2 separate regions of the Homo sapiens genome follow, and region 1 is linked to region 2. Evidence: chromatin contacts called from ENCODE Hi-C or POLR2A ChIA-PET data. All regions are on one chromosome and are shown on one strand. Each heading gives the region's core, a stretch centred on a gene start or an enhancer-like site at or near the end of the contact. The rest is flanking DNA. Distances are from core to core; before and after follow the strand shown. Region 1 overlaps PEX26 (peroxisomal biogenesis factor 26). Region 2 overlaps MICAL3 (microtubule associated monooxygenase, calponin and LIM domain containing 3).

Region 1 (6,237 bases), core at 101-2,600, 91 kb after region 2:
GCTGTGTTGCCCAGGCTGGACCTGAACTCCTGGGCTTGAGCAAGTCTTCCCCTCAGCCTCTGGAGTAGCTGGGCCTACAGTGTGTGCTGCCACACCCAGCTAATACAGTCTTTCTACTCCCGCTCTCTATTCCCCAGTTTCTTGCCCAGAGGCAACCCTTGCCAGTCTGTTTATCCCTCCAGATACAGTCTCTGATAGTAAACTTTTCTTTCTCTTACACAAATGATAGTAGTCACATACACTACACACACTGTGCCACGTTTAAAAAGAAAAAAAACAATTCTCGGCTGGGCGCGGTGGCGCATGCCTGTAATCCCAGCACTTTGGGAGGCCAAGGTGGGTGAATCACCTGAAGTCAGGAGTTCGAGATCAGCATGGCCAACATGGTGAAACCCCATCTCTACTAAAAATACAAAAAAAAAATGAGCCGGGCATGGTGGTGGGTACCTGTAATCCCAGCTACTCAGGAGGCTGAGGCAGGAGAATCACTTGAACCCGGGAGGCAAGGGTTGCAGTGAGCTGAGATCGCGCCATTGCACTCCCACCTGGGCAACAAAGAGTGAAACTTGGTCTCAGAAACGAAACAAAACACAAAAACCTTTCTCAGTCCCAGCATATGTGGAGCAGCCTCATTCTTCATAGCTGTGTGTCATTCCGTTGCGTGATGGGGTCACAGAGCACAGACCTGGTGCCCTTTTCCTTTTTAATATGTGGAAACCCCTCCATGCTTTCCAAAGCCTACAAGTACAGCAGCCCCAAGTTTAGGGTGAGCAGCAGTGGTCAGAGCTCTTTACTATTACTTTTGGGCAAACGCAAGCCAGGCTGGCAACCACCACTGCCGCCGAGGGGAGATACAAGCAGGCCAGTTCACACTCTGGACGTTCAGTTTCTTTCTACATCTAGAAGGTGGCCTCTGCTATCCACTTAAAGCAGCCCAAGGAACTGTCAGAAAGCGAAAGTGATGACATGAACCGCGAGTAGGGCACCTCCCTGTGCCGTCGTCTGCTTTCCTTCCTCCCTCCCAGCCTCCCTGTGCCGTCCTCTGCTTTCCTCCCTCCCAGCACGGAAAAGCCGTGGGGCCGATGGACTTTGGCCTCACATCCACAGATGGGGCCTGTGGGAATTCTACTGATTTACTCTCTGGCCTAGTCAAGCAACCCACCCACGGCCTGGCCAAGGTCGGCCTCACCGCCCTGGCCTAGCACCTTTGGAAACTGAATACATGGAGTGTTAACCAGAAAAATGTCTGGCCCTTTTGCCTCGCTGCCTCTGGAAACCTCAGTGTTTCGGGCTGGTAGGAAGCTACAGGACAGACAGTGGGCACGGTGCCTAGCAGCCTGTCGCGCCCCCGCCCGCCTCTGCATTCCTCCAGCGGTGGTGTACGGATCCAGACATTGTTTGCCACCTCTAGGCCTCTTGATAAAACAGCAAGTATTTTTCTTGTCTTAAAGCAATGCATGTATATTTTAGAAAATATTAATTGCATAGAAGGAAATACAGGACTCGTGATCCCACCACTCAGAAATAATTACTATTAATACGGTTGATTTTCTTTCAGCTTTTTTCCCCCTAATTAATTAACTAATTCTTTTTTTTCCTGCAACTCCTGCTTCACAGACTTTTTTTTTTTTTTTAACTTGGCATGGTGGCTCACACCTATAATCCCAGCACTTTGGGAGGCCAGAGTGGGAGGATTGCTTGAGCCTAGGAGTTCAAAGCTAGCCTGGGCAACCTAGTGGGACCCCATTTCTTTTTTTTGGGGGGGGGGTGGGTTATAAAAGCCCTTTTATAAAGCCAATTTTAAACAAGAAAAAAACAAAAAGTTTACAAAAGAAAAAAAGATACAGAAAAAGAATAACTTGCTTCATATGTCCCAAAAAGAGAAAAAAATAAACGGGACAATGCCAACATGCTCAACAATAAAGGGTTCTTTTTCTTACTTTTTTAATACAAAATACAAGCAAAGGATACACATACTTAAAACAGAGCTCAGGAGCAGACACGCAGTCCTGGGAACCCTTCAATAAGAGCAAAGCAGGAGTTTGTTTTTTCTTTGTGCAGATACATACAGAGACTGGGATATGTAAAAATTAAGTATCACAAAAGACCATCACACGATTCTACCAATGCATGTTGCATCTATAATTCACGAACATGGTCAACAAGATCATGTTCACTTCAACCCCATTTCATTTAAATTAAAGAAAAAAACCTGGCCGGGCGCGGTGGCTCACGCCTGTAATCCCAGCACCTTGGGAAGCCGAGGCAGGTGGATCACGAGGTCAGGAGATCGAGACCATCCTGGCTAACACGGTGAAATCCCATCTCTACTAAAAAAATACAAAAAATTAGCCGGGCGTGGTGGCGGGTGCCTGTAGCCCCAGCTACTCGGGAGGCTGAGGCAGAAGAATGGCGTGAACCCAGGAGGCGGAGCTTGCAGTGAGCCTAGATGGCGCCACTGCACTCCAGCCTGGGGGACAGAGCAAGACTCCGTCTTAAAAAAAAAAAAAACAAAAATAAACCTTTTAAATAAAGTGGTTACATTCTAACTTTAACTTCCTTAGTACCATGCTGCAGGTTTCAGCACTGTTAAGGTATTGCAAGAATGCCCAACCCTCTGGTGTCTGATTGTGTATCTAGCAACATTGCAGTATGAAGAAAAGAGATGCCCCGGGTACGACCCCATTTCTATTAAAAATAAATGTAAACACCCAACCCTCTTGGCAGCCCATGCACTTGAGAACCTGTAGAAAATGGCAGTGTGCAACCAGCATGGCTGCGAGCTCAGCGTCTTCACTAGAGAGAGTGGAGGTGGTTAGGAAAGGGCAGGCGGGAAGGGGCCATGTTGGCCGGACAACTGCAGGTGAAGATGGGATTGTGAAGTACAGTCCAAGGCCCACTCACCAAGGGCTGGATCCAAATATGTGGGGTTGGGATTCTGTGACCTACTTCCAATTTTAATATTGACCTGAGCTCATATTTAGCTCTACATGTTTCCCAGCTCGTATTTTCCAACAGCCCCTTTAAAACTTTTAGCATCCTCTTGTCACTTTTGTACTATCCAAGGTGGGACGGACAGGTGTCAGATAATAGCAGAGACTTGGTGAAGAAATGAAAGCACTTTTGTAGAAGAGTGTCATTTCAGAAAAAAGCCTTTTTTTTTTGAGATGGAGTCTCGCTCTGTCACCCAGGCTGGAATGCAGTGGCGTGATCTCAGCTCACTGCAAGCTCCGCCTCCTGGGTTCACACCATTCTCCTGCCTCAGCCTCCCGAGTGGCTGGGACTATAGGCGCCCGCCACCACGCCTGGCTAATTTTTTGGTATTTTTAGTAGAGACTGGGTTTCACCGTGTTAGCCAGGATGGTCTCGATCTCCTGACCTCGTGATCCGCCTCCCACAGTGCTGGGATTACAGGCGTGAGCCACGGCACCTGGAGAGAAAAAAGCTTCTTTAATGACGACCTCAACATAATTTACATGGAGAAGTTTCTTAGGTGGAAAACCGATTTGTATGGTCCTCAGAATGTAACCTACAGGTTCTTGCCCTCAGAAAAATGCATGCATACTTTTATGTTACAGGCTTATTTTCCAAATGCGGTAGAGGGCCATCCCTTCTTTGGCTTCTTGCCTTGTCTCTGACCCCACTGACTGCCCCTTTTCTGCCTCCATAGCTAGTTTCTTATTTTCCTTTGGCTTTTTTTTTCTTTTCTTTTCTTTTCTTCTTTTTTTTTTTGAGATGGAATCTTGCTCTTGTCACCTAGGCTGGAGTGCAGTGGTGCGATCTCGGCTCACTGCACCCTCCTCTTGGGTTCAAGCCAGCGAGGTAGATATTATCATTTTAGAGACAGCAAAACAGACTCAGAGGGGCTAATGTGCCCAGTGCCCCACCGCTTTTAAATGGTAGAGCTGGGATTTGAATCTAGGCATACAGGTACCAGGATTTCTGTTCTTATCTCCCCCATAGCACCTGGAATGAGGCCATCCATGTAAGAGGCCAAGTAATAAAGATTTGTTGAATGAACTTGGATTTTGGCCTTAGGAATTAGGGAAGGAAGAAATAGAAGCAGCAAGAGTTGGTGAGCAATAAGACCCGCACCAGGGCTGAAGGGTGGAGGTGGGGCAGGGGAGGGCTCTGTGCTTTGGCATCTGTTTAGTAGTATCGTCGCCCAGCTCCCTCCAGAGAAAGAGCAGGAGGTGTTCTTCTCAGATGTACCAGCAATGACAAAGCCTGGCGGGTGTCCTCCTGGGTAGGTATAAATACAAGCTGGTAGTTTCATTGGATGACTCACACAGATAAGCCATGCTCTTGGTTACCAGTGGACTTAGCTGGGTCTCAAAGAATGGGCTGCTTTCTCTGGAAAGCTGGGGAGCTGGTAAAATTTTTTGGTCGCCCCACCAGAGACATCCTACCCATTCCCAGTCCCTCTGTGGGCTCTGACATCTCTGTCCGGCGGGCACCCCCTGCTCTGGAACATTCTGGGAATGCTTCCCACTCCCCTTTTAGTACTTGTTTGTGTTCTGTCCTGTTCCTGGATTTCATGGTCTCCATGGTGACAAGTGCTTGTTTTCAGAGGTGCTAAAGACAATGGCTAAAAGATGTGCTCTATTAATCCTCCCAGGAAACATATTTTGCAAAAGCCTTTTTTTTTTTTTTTTTGAGAAACAAGGCCTAACCCCAATGGAGTAATTTGCTGCGTAAATGAGAGACATCATGGGATTGTGGTTAAGAGTGTGGGTCCCAGACCCATAATGCCCAAGTTTGTATCTTTTTTTTTTGAGACAGAGTCTCACTCTGTCGTCCAAGCTGGAGGGCAGTGGCATGATCTCGACACACTGCAACATCCACTTCCTAGGTTCAAGCGATTCTCTTGCCTCAGCCTTCCGAGTAGCTGGAACTACAGGCACACACTACCACGCCTGGCTAATTTTTGAATTTTTAGTAGAGACGGGGTTTTACCATGTTGGCCAGGCTGGTCTTGAACTCTTGACCTCAAGTGATCTGCATGCCTCACCTCCCAAAGTGTTGGGAATACAGGCATGAGCCACCACACCCGGCCTGAGTTTGTATCTTGACTCACCTGCTTTGACCTTCAAATAATCTTTCCTGTGCCTCAGTTACTTCATAGGTTTGTTGTGAGGATTAACTGGTGCTAATCCATGTAAAACACTGAAAAGGTGCATAGCATGTAGTGAGCAGGTGCTAGTTATTATTACTGTTGCTCTTAATTAAGTGAGGTAAGGAGGGGAGAGTTGGAGTGGTAGAACCCAGCATCTTGTGAACATCAGACCACAGAAAAGGCAGCACTTCTGATTCCTGTTCTTAGCCTAGGAACTAGGCTTTGCAAATGGCTCTGAATTTTTTTTTTTTTTTTGAGATGGAGTCTCGCTCTGTCGCCCAGGCTGGAGTGCAGTGGCACGATCTCAGCTCACTGCAAGCTCTGCCTCCCAGGTTCATGCCATTCTTCTGCCTCAGCCTCCCGAATAGCTGGGACTACAGGCGCCCGCCACCACACCCGGCTAATTTTTTGTATTTTTAGTAGAGATGGGGTTTCACCGTGTTAGCCAGGATGGTCTCGATCTCCTGACCTTGTGATCTGCCCACCTCGGCCTCCCAAAGTGCTGGGATTACAGGCGTGAGCCACCACGCCCGGCCGGCTCTGATTTCTTAAAGTGCTAAGCCTTTTTATATATTCATTTCAGACCATGTTTAATTTTCTAAATATGCAATACATTCATAGGGTTTTTGAAAAGGCTTGAAAAAGTCTAGTGTGAAAGCAGTCTGTATTAGTCCATTTTCACACTGCTTTAGAGAAGTATCAGAGACTGGGTAATTGTTGAAGAAAAGAGGTTTAACTGACTCACAGTTCTGCATGGCTGTGAGGCCTCAGGAAACAAGCAGTCATAGTGGAAGGCAAAGGGGAAGCAAGGCACATCTTACATGGCAGCAGCAGAGAGAATGAGGGGGGATGCCACACTTTAAAACCATCAGAACTCGTGAGAACTGACTCACTATCACAAGAACAACAGGGGAGAAACTGTTCCTGTGATCCAGTCACCTCCCACCAGGTCCCTCCTCCGACGTGGGGATTACAGTTTGAGATGAGATTTGAGTGGGGACACAGAGCCAAACCATATCACCTCCCATCTCTTCATTTAGCAAGTTCACCTACCCCAATGGCAGCTATGGCCGTTAGTTTTTTTTTTTTTTCTTTTTTTTGAGACAGAGCCTCACTCTGTC
Region 2 (6,798 bases), core at 1-2,500:
CAGACCCCTTCGTCCCGGCTACCTACTGAGCAAGCGGGGTGGCGGCTCACCAGTGCCGCATGCCAGGCGGAGGGTCTCGCTGCGGCTGGCTTTCTGCTAGGCCAGGCAAGCCCGGTTCCGTGTAGGGCTCCTCAAGATGGTTTCTTAGCTGGGAATTTCCCATGTGCCCCGGAGACCTCCAAAAGCGCGGTCCCCTCGGAAGGCAGCCAGGGAAGGGGCATCACTGAGACTAGAGGCGAAGGCGGCTGCGATCGCCCGGCCGCGCCCACCGCCCCCACAAACGGAAAGGCGCGCCGGGGTCCTCTCGGCCACCTACCTGCCAGGGTCGCAGGAGCCCACGCTTGGCGCACGCTAGCTCCAGGCCGGGGCAGCGGGACGGGGAGGCCCCGAGGGCCAGGCCGCGGAGGCAGGACCCGGCGGAGCCTCGGCCCGGAGCCTGCGGACTCCGGTAAAGACAGAGACCTCCCCCGCCCCAAAAAGCACCCCCCGACCCCGCACCCAGAGCCGGGCTAAGCCCCCACCCTCCGCCTCCCGCCTGAAGCGGGCAGCCTCCCCGCGCTTCCCCGCGCCTGCTGCCCCGGAACTCAGGACCAGCCGGCGCACCTGGCCACGCATCCTCCGGCGGGAGGTGACCACACGGGAACGCGAGGCGGGGGCTTCCTCGCGCCCCGCCGGCCGGACGCAGGGTTATAAGCGCAGCCGGAAGGAGGCGCCCGCGCCGCGGCGGCTCCCGGCTTCGGCACTGCCCGGGCGGGAGGCTCGGCGCGCGTCCGCTCGCGGGGCCACCCGCTCCAGAACCGCCCGCCGGAACCAGCCCGGTGCCCGAGACCCCGAGCTCGGGCGCGAGCAGGATGCGGCTCCCCGGGGACGGTTGGCGCGGGTCGGAGTCCCGAAGCCCCGTTCTTACCTCTGCCTCATACTGCGGTGTCCCTCGGCGCCGGCGTCGCTGTGGCGGGCCAGTGCCGCCCTGTTCCGCAGCCCGAGCGTCCGGCGCGGTAGGTAGCAGCCGGAGAAGCGGCGCAGCCGGGGGATGGGCGGGCACATGGAAGGGCGGGGGTTGTGGCCCTCGGGCCGGACCACGGGACCCCAGCCTCGGGGGCGAGATATCTCAGTACACCTCGAAAACTGGCAAGCGGCCCCCGTCCTCAGGGACTCCATTGCTACTTGCACGCTCAGTCTTGCCAGAATCTCACGGGATATGTGCAAAAGGCAAAGAAATAAGCTGTCGCCACGCCCTTCGTCCTCTCCGTCCCCCTGCAGGATCCATATGGTACATTCCTCAAAGCCCAACGGGAGACGGGAAAGAACTGATTGGTTGGGAATCTTGGAAGGGGCGAGAAGCCACATGAAGTGGCCAATGGAGAAACCCGGTGGGCATATCAAAGCCTGCCCCCGGAGAGAAGAGAGGATGTATTTAAAGGGGACTTGTTGGCCGGGCGCGGTGGCTAACGCCTGTAATCCCAACACTTTGGGGAGCCGAGGCATGCGGATCACTTGAGGTCAAGAGTTCAAGACCAGCCGGGCCAACATGATGAAACCCTGACTCTACTGAAAATACAAAAATTAGCCGGGCGTGGTTGCACGGGCCTGTAGTCCCAGCTACTCTGGAGGCTGAGGCAGGAGAATCACTTGAACCCGGGAGGCGGAAGTTGCAGTGAGCCGAGATGGTGCCACTGCACTACAGCCTGGGCAACAGAGCGAGACTCCATCTAAAGAAAGAAAAAATAATAATAAAGGAGACTTGTTTGTTGCTCTTAGTTGCCGCAAAATGAAACTAGGATTTTCATTCTAGTTGGGAAGCAAAGAGGTTAGGGGGAATTTCAAATTTTTGGAGGAGGGCGCTAAGAGAAAATATAGAGCAGAGGGCGGGCGCGGTGGCACACGCCTGTAATCCCAGCACTTTGGGAGGGAGGCCGAGGCGAGCAGATCACAAGGTCAGGAGCTCGAGGCCGGCCTTACCAACATGGTGAAACCCCGTCTCTACTAAAAATACAAAAAATAGCCAGGCATGGTGGCGCGCGTCTGTAATCTCAGCTACTTAGGAGGCTGAGGCAGGAGAATCGCTTGAACCCAGGAGGCGGAGGTTGAACTGAGCCCAGATCGTGCCATTGCACTCCAGCCTGGACAACAGAGTGAGCCTCTGTCTAAAAAAAAGAAAACGAAAATATAGAGCGAATTGAACCAAATATATCTTGTATGACCTTGAGCAGGTAAGTACAACCCTCGGCCTCAGTTTCATCATCTGGTCCAATGAGGATACTGGAATGCACTTGGTGTCTGATGGCCTTCACACACTTCATGTGTGATCCTATCATCCTTTGCACAGGAATAGCAATACCTGCAAATATTCTTCAACTTTGAGCATTATCCACTATCTTAAAGAACTTTAGGCTGGGCGCGGTGGCTCACGCCTATAATCCCAGCACTTTGGGAGGCCAAGGCAGGCAGATCACGAGGTCAGGAGATCCAGACCATCCTGGATAACACGGTGAAACCCCATCTCTACTAAAGATACAAAAACAAAATTAGCTGGGCGTGGTGGTGGGCGCCTGTAGTCCCAGCTACTCAGGAGGCTGAGGCAGGATAATGGTGTGAACTCGGGAGGCGGAGCTTTCAGTGAGCCAAGATTGCACCACTGCACTCCAGCCTGGGCAACAGAGCAAGACTCCATCTCAAAAAAAAAAAAAAAAGAACTTTAGTTGAAAGTCGATAGACTTTCTGACACCTACTTTCAGCGACAGTATCAACCCCACCTTTGGTAAAGATGAATCCTGTCTTCTTTCTGGGTCCCTCATCTCTTAGAGAAGAATATTCTTCTTATGTGTGGGGCCCTCCACCTCCAAGTAGTTCATAATTTCTACTTCTCCAGGAAGCACCCCTTTCTCTTCCTTCTCCCTTCCTTCTCATAATCAGACAAAACTTCGATTAATAATTCATTCACCCAATGAGCTGTCCACAATTCCTGCCTTCAGCAACAAACCCCACTGCTCACCCCTCCCTAGAGCTGCGAAAGTGCTCGTCCCTAACTCAATCTGTGACAACCATTCAACCACACATGGCCAATTGTGCTTTCATCCACACTACAAGCCAAATTTCAGACTTTCTAACCACTCCTTGGGGTCTGCTCTGTTTTAGAGCTTTACACCAGCCTGCTAGGCTTACAATTTGGCTACCAAGCTTCAGCTCCATCTTCTTTAGTTCAGAACTTTTCAACCTCCCAACAGCTGGTCACCCCACTGCCACTCAACCAGCTTCCAATCACGCAGGGAGTCTGGGATACCCTTTCTTTATTTTTTTTTTTTTAAGATGGAGTCTCGCTGTGTTGCAAGTCTGGAGTGCGGTGGTGCCATCTCAGCTCACTGCAACCTCCGCCTCCCGGGTTCAACTGATTCTCCTGCCTCAGCCTCCCAAGTAGCTGGGACCACAGATACCTGCCACCACACCTGGCTAATTTTTGTATTTTTAGTAGAGACAGGGTTTCGCCATGTTGGCCAGGATGGTCTCGATCTCCTGACCCTGTGATGTGCCTGCCTCGGCCTCCCAGAGTGCTGGGATTACAGGCATGAGCCACTGCGCCTGGCCCCTGGGATAGCCTTTCTAATACCTCCAGATAACTCATCTTCCAACTATAATCCAAAGAGCTCTGGAAAGTGCATCCCTCCATGAAGCCTTCCAGATTGATTGCCAGAAGCTGCTAGCTTACAGAGCTTCCATTTCTACTCTGTGCCTTGCCATAACCCAACTGTCCATGCTCTCTGCCCCAATATACATTTCTTTTTTTTTTTTTTCTTTTTCTTTTGAGACTGAGTTTCGTTCTTGTTGCCCAGGCTGGAGTGCATGATCTCGGCTCACCACAAACTCCGCCTCCTGGGTTCAAGCGATTCTCCTGCCTCAGCCTCCCGAGTAGCTGGGATTACAGGCATGCGCCAACACGCCCAGCTAATTTTGTATTTTTAGTAGGGACGGGGTTTCTCCATGTTGGTCAGGCTGGTCTTGAAATCCCAACCTCAGGTGATCCACCCGCCTCGGCCTCCCAAAGTGCTGGGATTATAGGCATGAGCCGCCGTGCCCGGCCAATATACATTTCTTATTGACATATTTCCCTATCTCCCTGATGGCCACAGCAGCAGCAGCCACAGCTTACATTTATTAAGTGCTCACTATGTGCTAGGTACTGTTGGGAAGTGCTTTGCCCGCATTATTTAACTTCACCCTCATATCAATTCTGTGATGTTCCTTATTATTCGCCTTAGTACCGTTTTGCCTTCCTGAGGAAAACACAAGAGCTTAGTGAAACTGATCTGCCCGAGTGCACACAGAGGTCTGACATCTAGTGCCCCCACCATAACTCCACAACGCAATACTGTCTTGAGTTTCTTAAGAATCTACTGCATGCCAGATGAAAGATAATCTCATATATTTACTTATTTATTTTTATTTTTATTTTGTTTTTTTTTATTTTTTTTGAGGCAGAGTCACACTCTGTCACCCAGGCTGGAGTACAGTGGCGCAATCTCGGCTCACTGCAACCTCTGCCTCCTGATTTCAAGCGATTCTCATGCCTCAGCCTCCCAAGTAGCTGAGATTACAGGCTCGTGCCACCACGCTTGGCTAATTTTTATATTTTTAGTAGAGATGGGGGTTTCGCTATCTTGGCCAGGCTGGTCTCGAACTCCTGACCTCAGGTGATCCACCTGCCTCGACTTCCTAAAGTGCTGGGGTTACAGGCGTGAGCCACTACGCCAGGCCTCATACATTTATATTATGTTTACATTTATTTCTATACCTATAATATCATTTCAGTCTCAAAACAGTCATGTGAGGAGAGTTGGTAGAAGTCTATTCACAGATGAGGAAGGAAACTACAGCTCAGAGAGCATGACCGTTTGGCTAAGGTAGCAAGGCTGGTAAGTAACTGAGCCTGGCTTTCCACACTGCATTCTTTCCATTGCAATTCCTGCCCCCTGCGTGAACACAACCTTTTTACATGTAACAACCAGAGAAGGAGGAAACAAATACAAAATAGCAAAACCTAAGCCACAGGGTTTAGGGAGTGTGGTACAAGGAGTGCTTACAGGGGGCCAGAAAACAAGTCAAAGAAGACTTCTATGAAGGGTGAGATCACTGTGGACTTCTTTATACTGGTTTGTTGTTTATATTCTGCCCATGAGAGTGTGTCTTGGACACATCTGGCAGATTCAATAGCAAAAGGCCACAAAACTGCCCCGTACCGCTGGAGTGCTGGTGGCTAGAATTAGCCCCATGTCAATGAAGAAGGGACTTCTGTGTGCAATGCTGCTGCCGACCAGTTTGGGAAAGTTCTCAACTGGCTGTTTAGCAAACTATCCTGCTCCACCGGCAGTTTTAACACTCCCCTGCAAATACAGGCTGGGCTCATTATTTCTTCTTTTTCAACTGTTGACATCCTCACAGGGTTGGAGAGCCTAGCAAAATTGTGTGGGAGCAGCAAACTTTTAATATTGATTAAGCAGCCTGAACAAGGTGATTGTGAGGCCAATACTTCTGAGTTGTTCTTTGCCAGGTCCAGCCATAGTCAATCAAGTTAATTCTCACTCCCATAGCTCTCTCTTTTCTCATCCCCAGAGAGCTCTAAAATGTCTCTGCTTATCTGAGTGCTTTCTTTATGCATTCAAACATTTATTGGGCACCCACTACAAGCAAAGAACTGGCAGCTTGTGTGGGGTTATCCTGATGGATCCGCACATGAAGTGTGTACTTAGTGCATGGGGTGATTAAATATCAGACCCCCTTCCGTAAGGAAGGAATCTGCCTGAGAACCTCAGAGAGTGCAAGTGGATCCCATCTACGGCGAAATGTAGGTGCTCACGTTGGGAAGTCTGCCCCCCTAGTAGGAGAAGGAGCACTAGGTTGAGAAATGGCCCTGGGTTGGGGAGATGGGCAGTGTCCTGCGGAGGTGGAGAGTGCCCAGAAATAACTGGACACTTAGTAAACAATAGGGAGAATCATCTAATTCAATCCGCAATGGAGCCGGTAGAAGATTTGTGGAATATGCTATCTTATTTTCAATTTAAAAAATATTTTCTGGGCTGGTGACGGTGGCTCATGCCTCTAATCTCAGCAGTTTGGGAGGTCGAGAAGGGCAGATCACCTGAGGTCAGGAGTTTGAGACCAGCCTGACCAACATGGAGAAACCCCGTCTCTACTAAAAATACAAAATTAGCCAGGCGTGGTGGTGTATGCCTATAATCCCAGCTACTGGGGAGGCTGAGGCAGGAGAATCGCTTGAACCTGGGAGGTGGAGGTTGTGATGAGCCGTGATTGTGCCATTGCACTCCAGCGTGGGCAACAAGAGCGAAACTCTGTCACACACACACACACAAAAAAATTCTGATTTCTTTTTTTGTTTTGAGACGGAGTCCCTCTCAGCCACCCGGACTGGAGTGCAGTGGTGCAATCTCTGCTCACAGCAACCATCATCTTCTGGGTTCAAGCGATTCTCTCGTCTCAGCCAACTGAGTAGCTGAGATTACAGGCACCCGCCATCATGCCCGGCTAATTTTTGTATTTTAGTAAAGACAGGGTTTCACCATGTTGGCCAGGCTGGTCTTGAACTCCTGACCTCAGGTGAACTGCCCTCCTCAGCCTCCCAAAGTGCTAGGATTACAGGCGTGAGCCACCGCGCCCGGCCAATTTTCTGATTTCAAAAGTAATACATGTTCATTGTAAAAGAATTTTTTAAATAAAGTACAAAAAATAAAAATACCCATTACGTTCACCAGCATATCATTGTTACCATTTTGATGTATGTGTTTTCTT

The links. Hi-C counts contacts between places; a loop is a spot of excess contacts on that map. ChIA-PET counts read pairs that join two places held with the same protein, here RNA polymerase II (POLR2A). Pooled maps may share reads with other maps.
Region 1: a pooled map shows a loop between it and region 2 (2.9-fold over the local background). The contact joins two enhancer-like sites. A Hi-C loop is called at or near these places in 8 of 37 single-sample maps with no recorded cell type and 4 of 50 pooled maps. POLR2A ChIA-PET finds 5 or more read pairs at or near these places in 3 of 52 experiments (CD4-positive, alpha-beta memory T cell, HEK293 and activated CD8-positive, alpha-beta memory T cell).

The regions. Positions count from the first base shown.
Region 1 is chr22:18,091,066-18,097,302 of GRCh38, forward strand. PEX26 (peroxisomal biogenesis factor 26) reads left to right here. Exons shown (of 5, transcript NM_001127649.3): 5 at 1-6,237. Among named protein-coding and RNA genes, the nearest start is that of PEX26, 16 kb to the left of the region's middle. RefSeq lists enhancers at 628-687, 708-917. Within about 2 kb of position 1,351, at least 29 of the 41 ENCODE cell types and tissues checked have a DNase peak (open chromatin) inside an H3K27ac peak, as active enhancers do.
Region 2 is chr22:18,000,486-18,007,283 of GRCh38, forward strand. The region is part of intron 1 of MICAL3 (microtubule associated monooxygenase, calponin and LIM domain containing 3); the gene reads right to left. Among named protein-coding and RNA genes, the nearest start is that of MICAL3, 21 kb to the right of the region's middle. RefSeq lists silencers at 251-360, 491-680, 691-1,070 and an enhancer at 1,006-1,702. Within about 2 kb of position 1,251, at least 41 of the 41 ENCODE cell types and tissues checked have a DNase peak (open chromatin) inside an H3K27ac peak, as active enhancers do.